Linked DNA regions of Mus musculus: region 2 is linked to region 1. A link is a loop called in an ENCODE intact Hi-C map of the cell type or tissue named here. Cell type or tissue: heart. All regions are shown on one strand. Links, peaks and the distances in the headings refer to the core of each region. The heading gives the core; the rest is flanking DNA. Region 1 has its middle 39 kb from the start of 4931403M11Rik. Region 2 has its middle 16 kb from the start of 4930428N03Rik.

What was found. Hi-C counts contacts between places; a loop is a spot of excess contacts. Peaks named below come from ENCODE experiments on the same cell type or tissue, not always from the same donor. Only the 100,000 strongest peaks of a DNase experiment are listed, where the experiment ranks them.
Region 2: a loop joins it to region 1, with 2.6 times the contacts of the local background. A loop is called at or near these places in 2 of 42 quality-filtered maps.

Annotation. Positions count from the first base shown.
Region 1 is chr14:24,575,736-24,581,111 of GRCm38, reverse strand. No RefSeq gene overlaps it. Among named protein-coding and RNA genes, the nearest start is that of 4931403M11Rik, 39 kb to the left of the region's middle. In heart, for the core only: no CTCF peak of the experiment used is centred there; DNase peaks (open chromatin) are centred at 1,431 and 2,141; H3K27ac peaks cover 1,239 bases.
Region 2 is chr14:24,634,404-24,639,779 of GRCm38, reverse strand. No RefSeq gene overlaps it. Among named protein-coding and RNA genes, the nearest start is that of 4930428N03Rik, 16 kb to the right of the region's middle. In heart, for the core only: no CTCF peak of the experiment used is centred there; no DNase peak of the experiment used is centred there.

The sequences.
Region 1 (5,376 bases), core at 92-5,091:
CTTTTATTTCCTGGTGGGTTTGGGCTCTGCTCTTTTTTGCATGACCAGCGGACAGATCATTGTCACCCAATCCATACACACACACACAAACCACAAATGCTCACCTGGTGAAGACAATAACAATACAGGTGGATCAGTTTGTTTTCAAGCTGCAACTCACATCTGTGAAAGGGAGCAAATAGAATGCCTCCCACATGTCAGGACCAACGTCCCATGCCAGGATGGGTGCACAATCTCCAACCCTCAGAGCTCAAGGACACAAAGTTGACATTTCAGGCAAACATCACATGGGGCTCTTTTATCCAGAGCCCATGAGAGGATCATGAGGAGAGAATGAAGGGGATGTTTAGGCAAACCAGGAGAGAAGAAACATGGGCACGAAGACATGCAAGGTATAGGACAGGCTTTCTGCACATAGTGACAGGCTTTTCAGGACATCCTGAGTGATAGTTGACTTTCTCTCTGATGTATCTGCTGCTATAATAGCTTGTCAAGATATTGTATTAATATTAATTAACATTAATATATATTAATATAATATACAAATAATAAGGAAATAGTTCCTGACCAGGTATGGCAGCACATGCCTTTAATCCCAGAATCTGGAGTCAGAGGCAGGTAGATCTCTATAAATTTAAGGTAGCCTACATAGTGAGTCCAGTACAGCCATTGCTATACAGAGAGACTCTGTTTCAAACAAATAGAGAGAGAGAGAGAGAGAGAGAGAGAGAGAGAAGGAGGGAAGGAGGGAAGGAGGGAGGGGAAGGAAGAGAGGGAGAGAGGGGGGAGGGAGGGAGAGGAGGAAGAAAGGAGGGAAAGAAGGAAAGAAAAGAAAAATGCATATTTTCTAGGTTTGGGGGACTAGGTTTATTTGGCATACATATGTATATGTTGTATACATGTGTGTGAACATGCATGGGTGGATATGTGTCCATATGTGTGTGTAAGATTAGAGGGCAGATGCTAAACGTTCTGTATGCCACTCTCTGCCATAGTCTCTTGAGACAGGGTTTCTCACTGAGCCTAGAGTTCACCAACTTTTTTAGTTAGGCTGTCTGGGCAGTAAACTTCAGGATTCCTACTGCTTCCATGCCCCTCAGCACCAGAAATAGAGATGTGCATGGCCATGCCCAGCTTTTATGAGGGTGCTTGGATCCAAACCGAGGTCCTCATGCCTGTGCAGCTAGTGTCTTACCCACTGAGCCATCGCTTCTGCCCCAGTGACAGAATAGATGATAAATCCCATGGCTTGGGCCCTGGGATGAGGGAGTTGGACCTTATTCAACATGAAGAATCTCCAGGGTCTGGGAGCAGGCACAGAATGCTGATGCTGGAGTCAGGGAGTTGGCTGTTTCTGTGAGCAGCTAACAGTTTCCCTTGCAGAACTTGCTTCCTTTCACCAGGATTCCAGCTGTGTTTGCAAGCAGGCGTCAGTAGGGCCTCCTACCCCTCAGCTTCTCACACCCAATAGGCCCTCTCACAGTTCCCGGCCAGCAGGGAGGCTGCTTAAGGGTTATTCAGGTGCAAACAAAGCATCGGGCTTTCTCCAGCAGACACAGTGCTGGTAGGAATGGGCCACACACAGCTCAGTCTGATGCCTTCCTGCTGTGTACCTGAGCAAGCCTGGCCCCGCCATGGTGTGTAGTGATTACCCAGAACGGATCTAGTTTGGAGTAGGAAGCACAGTTTGGATGATTCCGTTTGCTGGATGGAACAGATCCACCTCTGTCCACCCTGGGGCTCGCTGACAATCTAGAAGCCGAGCCTCCCCAGCTATCCCCTTTGATGATGCTGTTCGAACTACTCTATAAATACATATTTCCTGAATAAAATAAGGATTTTTGTCTCCCTTGCAGGAAACTGTACTCTTCTTGCTTCAAAATAGCTGGAACTTGAGAGCCATATTGTTTAACAAGCTGATGGAAACCCAAAGGGAAATGAATCCTGAGATATGCAAAATACATGACATCTTCCCACGAAGAAACAAAACAAAACAAGAAGCCACAGCAGCCCACATGAGCCTCACAGGCCTGCTCTCCAGAGCACAGAAGCCTCCTCGCCCTTGGCAGCCAGGCCAGGAACACCCCCTATCCTCACCATCTGGCATTTTTGTCTGCAAAGCACAGGCTTGCTATCCTGGGCGGCCTGCCACCCTGACGACAGAGCCCTGACAACAGAGCCCAGGCACAGGAGACAGCAGCACGCTGCACCCTCCCTGCTGCAGTCCCAGACACACACATGCACACACATGAGCACACACAGGTGCACATATACACGTGTACAGGACAGAACGAAACTTTAGAGCCCCCACCTACTCTCTGGTCTTGCCAAAGTGGGTGCAGGCCAGGCCTGCCCGGCATCTCAGCTCTTCCTAACACCATCTTTTCCACTCACCAGCCAAGGAGGGCAGATGTCAGGGGGAAGTGAGGGAGGGAGGAAACAGCTTAGGGCTGCCAGCAGGACTGGAGGGAGGAAGCAGAGCCCTAGAGAGTGCATCAGGCAGGTGGCAGAGGGGGACTCATTTGCTGGGCCATCTGTTGGGAGCAAAGAGAAGACCCCTAACTCCACAGCCCAGGCCCTCCCCTGCACAGACACTCTCTCACACACACATGCGGCACCAAACACAGATGCTGATGCCAACACAAGGACCTAGGAATATGGCCAAACACATACACAAGTATCCACACATAAACATCCACACCTGTATATACCAGTATACACATACACACACATAGCACCCTTCCCATGCAGATGCTGCCATCAACATGTAAAACCACATATGCACATATGCACACACATGCACTCACACATATTCGTGACCATGTGAACACACACACACAAATGCCCATAACTACACCAATGAAGTCATCTATACTCATGTATATGTGTAATGCTACTGGTGTACAGACACATGCACACACATACACACTTTCTCACATGTATGCATATCCATTCATACATCATATAAGTGCCTATACAGGAATACTGAAATCCCTAGTCACATAGGTTAATACCTCATTGCCCACTGATACCAATGGGCCTGGTTCCATCTTTTCTTCCATGCCGCTGAGATCCTCAGTACTTTAGGTAAAGCAATACACTGACTGCATAAAACCTACATCGCTCCATATCCTCCTGGAGTCTCCACATCACCTCTGGACGACTGATTGCAGCAGTGTGTGAACAATGGTCATGCTGCATCATATAAGGGATCATGACACAGAGGGAAGTGAGTGTGTGGTGGGTACGGGTGCAATTTCATTTCAACTCTATTCAGTCCAAGGATGACTCTACCCATGCATGCAGAACTCGCAGACCTGGAAGAATGACTCTTGTCTCACTCATGTCCTAACCAACCCACACAAGCTCATGTCTTCCCTGCCTGGTCTCTGTCACCCCCCACACTCTGCTGCCTGTCCCACAGATGTCTCTGGCCCAGATGTTCCCAGTCTGTGACCACACCCTGGAATCTCTCTAGTACCCTTCATTAATACTAACACCAGAATCCTGCTCCAGAGTTTCTGACTCACCTAGTTGAGGTAGAAGTTTGGAAGAATTGGGAATCTCTTAAGTTGTACAACTGGCCTAGCAATTTGTCCCCATTCCAAGGTCCATAACCTAATGGGACTTAAAACTGCTTAAGCCTAGAGTGGGAGAGATGGCTTGGCAATTCAGAGCACTTGCTGCTCTTGCAGAGGACCAGACAGAGGTTCTCAGAGTCCACATGGGGCTCACTATGTATGATTCCAGTTTTAGGACATCTGAGGTCTCCTCAGGCAATGTATACATGTTATATACTTATACACATGCAGGCAAAACATTCAAACACATCAAGTAAAAATCAGAAAAATCTGTTTTAAAAATTACTTAAAATAGGCAAGATATGTACTCACTAATAAGTGGATATTAGCCATAAAGTACAGAATACCCACACTACAATCCACAGACCCAAAGAAGCTAAATAACAAGGAGGACCCAAGAGGGAACACTTGAATCTCATTCAAAAGGGGGAATAAAGTAGTCATAGGAAGCAGATAGAGGGAGGGGACTGGGTGAGGGATGGGATAGGGAAGAAAACATGGCAGGGATTAGGAGAGAAGGCCAGGAGAGTGAATGGAAGACGTCAGCTGGCAGAGGGGACATCTCTAGGATGTTCCAGAGATCTAGGATGGGGGAGGGCCCAAGAAGTCTATGAGGGTAACGCTAGCTGAGACTCCTAGCAATGGGAGACATGAAGCCTGAAGTGGCCACCTCCTATAGCCAGGCAGGCGGGACTCCCAGTGGAGGGATAAGAACACCAACCCACCCACAAAACCTTTAATCCAAAACATGTTCCACCTACAAGAAGTGCAGGGACAAAGATGGGTCAGAGACTGGTGGAATAACTAACCAATGACTGCCCCAACTTGAGACCCATCCCATGGGCAAGCACCAATCCATGACACTACTAATGATACTCTGTTATGCTTGCAGACAGGAGTCTAGCATAACTGTCCTCTGAGAGGCTCCACCCAGCAGCCAATGGAAACAGATGCAGAAACTCACAGCCAAGCATTGGATGGAGCTCTGGGAGTCTTTGTAGAAGAATTGGGGGAAGGATTGGCAGGCATAAAGGGGATAGAAACTCCACAGGAAGACTAACACAGTCAACTGGCTTGAACCCTTGGGGGTTCCCAGAGACTAAACCACCAACCAAAGAGCATACATGGGCTGGACCTAGGAGCCCCATGCAGATATGTAGCTTGGTCTTCAAGTAGGTCCCTCAACAACTGGAGCAGAGGCTGTCCCTAAATATGTTGCTTGCCTATAGATCCTGTTTCCCCAACTGGGCGATTTGTCTGGCCTCAGTGGGAGAGGATGTGCCTAGTCAAGCAGAAACTGATGTACCAGGGTTGAGTGATTTGATACCCAGGGCAGGCCTTCCTCTTCCCAAAGGAGAAGGGGAGCGGGGGTGGGGGGTGGGGTGGGGGGGAATGGCTTGTGAGGGTGGGGAGACTAGGAGAGGGGCTGTAAATGAGATATAAAATGAATAATTAATAAAAATAATAAAATATGAATTCTGAAAAAAATTACTTAAGCCCACTGGTCTGTTTGTTATCCCAATTATTTATAACCATTCTGAAGAAAAACTTGGATAAATCTTCTAACACACACAGCAACTGGCCTTCAGCAACAGAACATGTCACCATCCTCTCTACCACTGACTGCTACCACAGTACACCCCTGAAATGGACTTAGTCCAAGAGCTTCATAATGAAATCTCTGTGAATCAAACATGTGCTGAGGCCCACACAGTCAATGCCCGTCTAGCCTCTATTCCCCCAAACAGAAGCCCCACCATCCAGAGTCAGAGGAATTTGAGATAGCCTGCTGCTT
Region 2 (5,376 bases), core at 127-5,126, 59 kb before region 1:
GAACACTGACAAGGCCTTCTGCAAGGACTTGAGCCAGACGTTTGGGGGCAAGGATACTCTGTGGAGTGTGGGAGTCACGAGAAGCCAGACTGGCCAAGGAAAGGATAGAAGGCCTGGCTGACAAGGCTCACCTGGTAGTTACTCTTTCTGGAAGCTGGTCAGGCAACAGTGGCCCTGGGACCAGAATGGAACAATGGACAGACTGAGCCCTGTAAATCTCTCCGTACCTTGCCCAGTGCTTGCCTTGATCCTGGATTTCCCATTCTGAAACCATAGAGCAGAAGTTGGCATTAAAATGGGTATGAGGAGCCGGGGGAGGGGTGGGGGGCGGCTCTGTAGAGTGCTTACCCAGCATGCTCAAAGTCATAGGTTCAAGCCCTGTGTTCACACAAATGGGGAGTGGTAGTAGGCACCTGCAATCCCATCATTTGAGAGGTGGAGGCGGAAGGATCAGAAGTTCAATGCCATTCTCAGCTATATTAGCAAGCTCAAGGTCAGCTTCAGGTACCTGAAAGCTGACTAGAATAACAAAAGTAAAGCGAGCAGAACACACTGGGGTATCTTCTCTTGGAAAGTATTAGAGTCCAGCAGGATCCAGAGGGCTCCAGGCTTCCTTCCTCCGAGCACCAAGGGCAAGACTAGATGGTAGAGACCCAATGAATTAGAGAGTCAGAGGTCTGCCAGCTGCTCTCAAACCCTGGGCAAAGTGAGGTTCATTTTGTCCAGATGCCTTTGGGTAGGGTGAGACTTAGATACACTCTCCCTGCAGCTTCTGGGGACCCATCCAGCTTGTCATTCAGACTCTTCAGGAAGGAGGGCCAGTTGTCACTTCCCAGGAAATCTCTCTCACCTAACGGCCTGGTGATCATCTGCTTGATCCAGGATGAAGAAGAGAAGAAGCTCCACTGTTCAGGCTCTGTGCTGAGGTGAGGAGATGGTGTTTAGGCAGAGGGGAGTCCTGGGTCATGAGGACCAAGAAGGAGCCTCACGAGCCAGGGAAGGATGTCTGCAGAGTATGCCTACCTGAAGAGAGCCAAAATGGAAGGATGAACAAAGAATGAAGATTGAGCTGCAAGTACAAACACATCATCACCTCAAGTGTTCTCGCCATGTGCCACCTCACAGAGCAAGATGCTTGGGCTCAGAGAGCTGAAACCAACTTGTCCCCAGTCCATGGACCTGGAAAGAGGCAGAGCTAGGAATCAGATCCCAGAATATTTTTCCTCCTGCAGCTTCAGTCTTTGTCCCCGAGGAATGGGCCTGAAACCTTGTAGGTACGTAAGAGTTCACAGCTCCATCAGGGGAACTGAACAGGGAGAAGGAAGCTATGTCTGGGACAGGGGGTAGGGAGGACCCAAGGCTCCTGGGGTGGTGAGAGACTGAGTAGATAACAGGCTGGGGAGATGACTCAGTCAATAAAGCAGTTGTACAAACTTAAGGATGTAAGTTTGCATCCCTAGAACCCATATAAAAATGCAGGCACAGTGGTGGTTACCTGTAAACCTACCACTGGGAAGGAGGAGACAGGAGCTCTGGTCAACCAATATAGCCAAAATGGAGACTCCTAGGTCCAGTAAGAGACTCTATTGAGAGAGAGGAGGGGGGGCTGGGGAAAACACCAGACATTAATTTCTGGCCTGTACACACATAAATGCACACACATGCACATGGACACACATGCACATGGGCACACATGTACATGGACACACATGGACATACACAAAGAATAGGTGGATGAATGTCCCCTTCTGTGCAGTGGCTCTAGGGTAGCTGGAGTCTACAGCACCGGGTACAGAGGAATTCTGAGGACCACAGCAGGCCTGGGGTAGGCAGCAGTCCTTCCATGAAGACCATTGGCGGGGGCTGTGCAGAAAGGGTCAGCAAAAGTTTCAACAGGGTATTCCACCCCATAAAGCCTCCATCTGTGAAGCTTCTGAGGCAGACTGTAGACAATGATATGGGAAGCTTAGAGGAGCCAGAGCCATTCTTACAGGGCCTATGAAGGGCAGCCTGGCCAGTGCCAGATGTGTGCATGAGGACGTCAGTCCTCAACACAAACCAAGCTGCTTCTTACCCACCTCTTGCCTCCAGAGGAAGCCAAAGCCCAGAAAGAGCAGAGTTTTCTCCAGGGCAGTCATACCACTGCTCAGTGTGCTGCAGGGAGAGACCTCCAACATGAAGGCTTGGACCCTGCTCTGTAGCCCACACTGGCCATATCCCCACAAAACCCATGCATATCCATGGGTGGTAGACAGCAGAGAATTTATGGGTAGCTTTCCCAACACCCAGATGAGAAAGCTGAGGCCTAGAGAAGCCAAGAGAGTTTTCCAAGGTGCAGAGGGTCTCAGCTCCTACTGTCTTCTTGTTGTAGATAGCCCACATTGCACTCTGTAACTGTAAAACTGAGACTAGGGCCTTGAGAGATGGCTCAGAGGTTGAGAGCCCTCACATTCTTCCAGAGATCCTGAGTTCAATTTCCAGCAACCAAATGGTGGCTCACAACCATCTATAATGGGATCCAATGCCCTCTTCTGGTGTGTCTGAAGACAGCTACAGTGTACTCATATACATTAAATAAATAAATAAATAAATAAATAAATAAGTAAATAAGTAAATAAATAAATAAATTTTGAAAAAAACTGAGAATATACCATTTCTAAATCCAGTGATCTATAGATAGAAGATGATAGATAGGGAGAAGAGCTATAACTGTCATATTAAGTCCCATCTCTTTATCTCCTGTTTTACCTATTGAAATGGAATGATACCCACTTGAAGATCTTGCCACATTCCCAGGCTTATTCTTGAGTGATCTTGCCTCAAACCTATGAAACTGAGAACATTATTTTTCTCTCAGTCCCTCAGTTGCTGCTTGGATATAGCAACACAGGGCAGACTGACAGCACTGAACCAGGGAACTCTGGAGCCAAATCCACTGAGTTTGACCTGCCAGCAGCTGCGAGTGAGGTCAGAGCACATTTCTGAGTGAGAAGGGACAATCACTCTGTGTTCCTGTGCATCTTTAGTAAGGATCAGGGCAGCAGGCCTCATACCTTCCTTAAATTCCATATAGATATCTAAAATTAATTAGCAGCCTAAGTAGGAGGGATTAGTGTTCTGGGGCTGGGCGGGGCAGTTATGACTGGTTTGGGATGGGTGGTGAGGCTGTAATCAGCTTTTGGGTTTGCAAATCCTTCTCATATACCATCAGCCCCAGGATGCCGTGGCAAACAAGGGAAGTCCTCAGGATTTGTCTTCCAGGTGTGGCAAGAAGGCCATGGAGCTGGGGACCCAAGAACAAGCGTAGGTGGAAAGATGAGCAGATGAGAAGAAAGCAGAAGATGAGAGGGAGAAGCAGACACAGTGGGCAGAGCCTGGGGCTTATACCTCATGAGTCTCAATGTTCCCAGGCCATGCTCCTGGGCTCGCAGGGCTCAGTCTCCCCTGATGTAAAACTGTACAGTGTATCATACAAACCAGGAAACATCTTTACCTTTCTATTAAACCATAGGAAGTTGAGGTTTGACTTATCAGAAGCATTTGATATTGGTAGTGCCAATTGATCCCATCTCAGAGTAACAAGGCCAGGAAACTGGGCAATGATTGGGACTGTTACATAAACCAAGATGGACCATCACCCTGTGGCTCATGAGTGTGCCTCCTGCCCCTCCTACTGACTTTGAATGTGAAGCCCCAGCCCATCCCACAGCCCCTCTGTCATTAAGCTGAGGTATAAAGATTAAGTTAATGGCGGGCGAAGAAAATCAGCTTTGTTGGCAAATTGTCTCTGATATTTATTTTGAACATTAAAACGAATCATTCCAACTAAAGAGGGCCGTAGCGCGTGGCCCATTAAAACACATGCATTATGTATAACCCTCCTAGCTTCACCTCCCAAGTATTATCACCCTAAAAAGCAAACATGGTTTTTAAAGCCCCTTGTTTACGACATCCCCTGACAGTTGATGAATGGCCGCAGTTCAGGGATCTGAAAGCTTAGTAACCCAAGGTAGAAAATTCAATCTTATTCTAATATACATGGGAGAGGGAGGGGTGGACGCGACAAGATGGGAACAGGAGTCAAGCTTTGCAAAAGGTGCCCAGGCAGGATGTGGGCTTCAGCAGGGCGAGGATAGCTGGGCTCCCTAGGTGAGTACCTCGTCTGATTCCTGAGGCCTGCCATAGAACATTACCACAGAAGCTACCGGGATATATTCTCACAATTCCAGAAGCTTCTAGAGATCTGAAGTTTAGGTGTCCACAGAGCTACATACTTTCCAAGGATGACAGGGCAGAGCCTGTCCCTAGTCTCTTCCAACTTCTAATGACTCCCTGGGTAGCTTGACTTGTGGACATATCACCTAGCATCTGCCGCTGTCTTCTTGATAGCTTCTTCCCTGGGTCTCGAGTGAGTCTTCTCTATTTCCTATGTCACTGGGTTTAGGACACAGACTAACATTCATCTTTGATTCTTACAGTAATTGCATTAGCAACGGCCTTTGTAACAATTCAGGTCAGGACACAGCTGATAGAGACACTGTTCAACCTCCCAGTAAATAACTCCTTCCAGTTCTCATCCCCTCCAAACCTGTGGATCCCACCTTATCATATCTGGATACCTTCACCTCTTTGATGCCAATTCCCTAGCGCTGGACTCTAGCCCAGCCTTCTACTTTTGTCCTTCGGGGCTTTCACATGCTTATAACACATAGCCCTTATCTGTCAACACTTTGGAAGTAGAATGTTGTGGCTGGACTGTCCCAAAGCTCCTGTTACAAAAGCCCCAAATACCTGATCCTCACCGGGCACAGTCCTATGTCACAGGTCACACCTCTCCCAGCCCAGCCTCCTTTTCTCCTGCACACACTGGGCTCTGGCCACAGTAACCTCCTTCTGCTTCCCATAGGATGCAAAATCCACTCCTACTTCAGTGCCTTTGAACCCCAGATTGTTCTGCTTGCAATGTCTCTCTTCTATGCTGTCCCTATTTGCACCAAGCAGGTCATCGGTCTGATAGTACCTCCTAGGCCCAGCGCTCCTTGACTGGCACCTGCCCCCTTCTATGTCTTCTGCGAACTATCCCCATGGGGTTACTGCTGACTGCTTTGCTTTTACTCATGGTCTGTGCTTTGTTTTCGGGATTCCTTCTCTCCTCTTTGACTAGAGAGGAAACTTTCCAGGACAGCTATGACTGTCTTAGTGACTGCTGTGTCCCACAGTCTGCTGAATGAGGAGCTTTTTTATTTACATGATCTGTGAGTCCTGTGAAGGGACAGAATTAGTGAGTCTGGGGCCTGGTGCCAGTTCCCAGGACGCAGAGCCTAAAACAAAATTTCTCCTGTGGCTCCATGCACTATATCTGTGGTTCTCAACCTG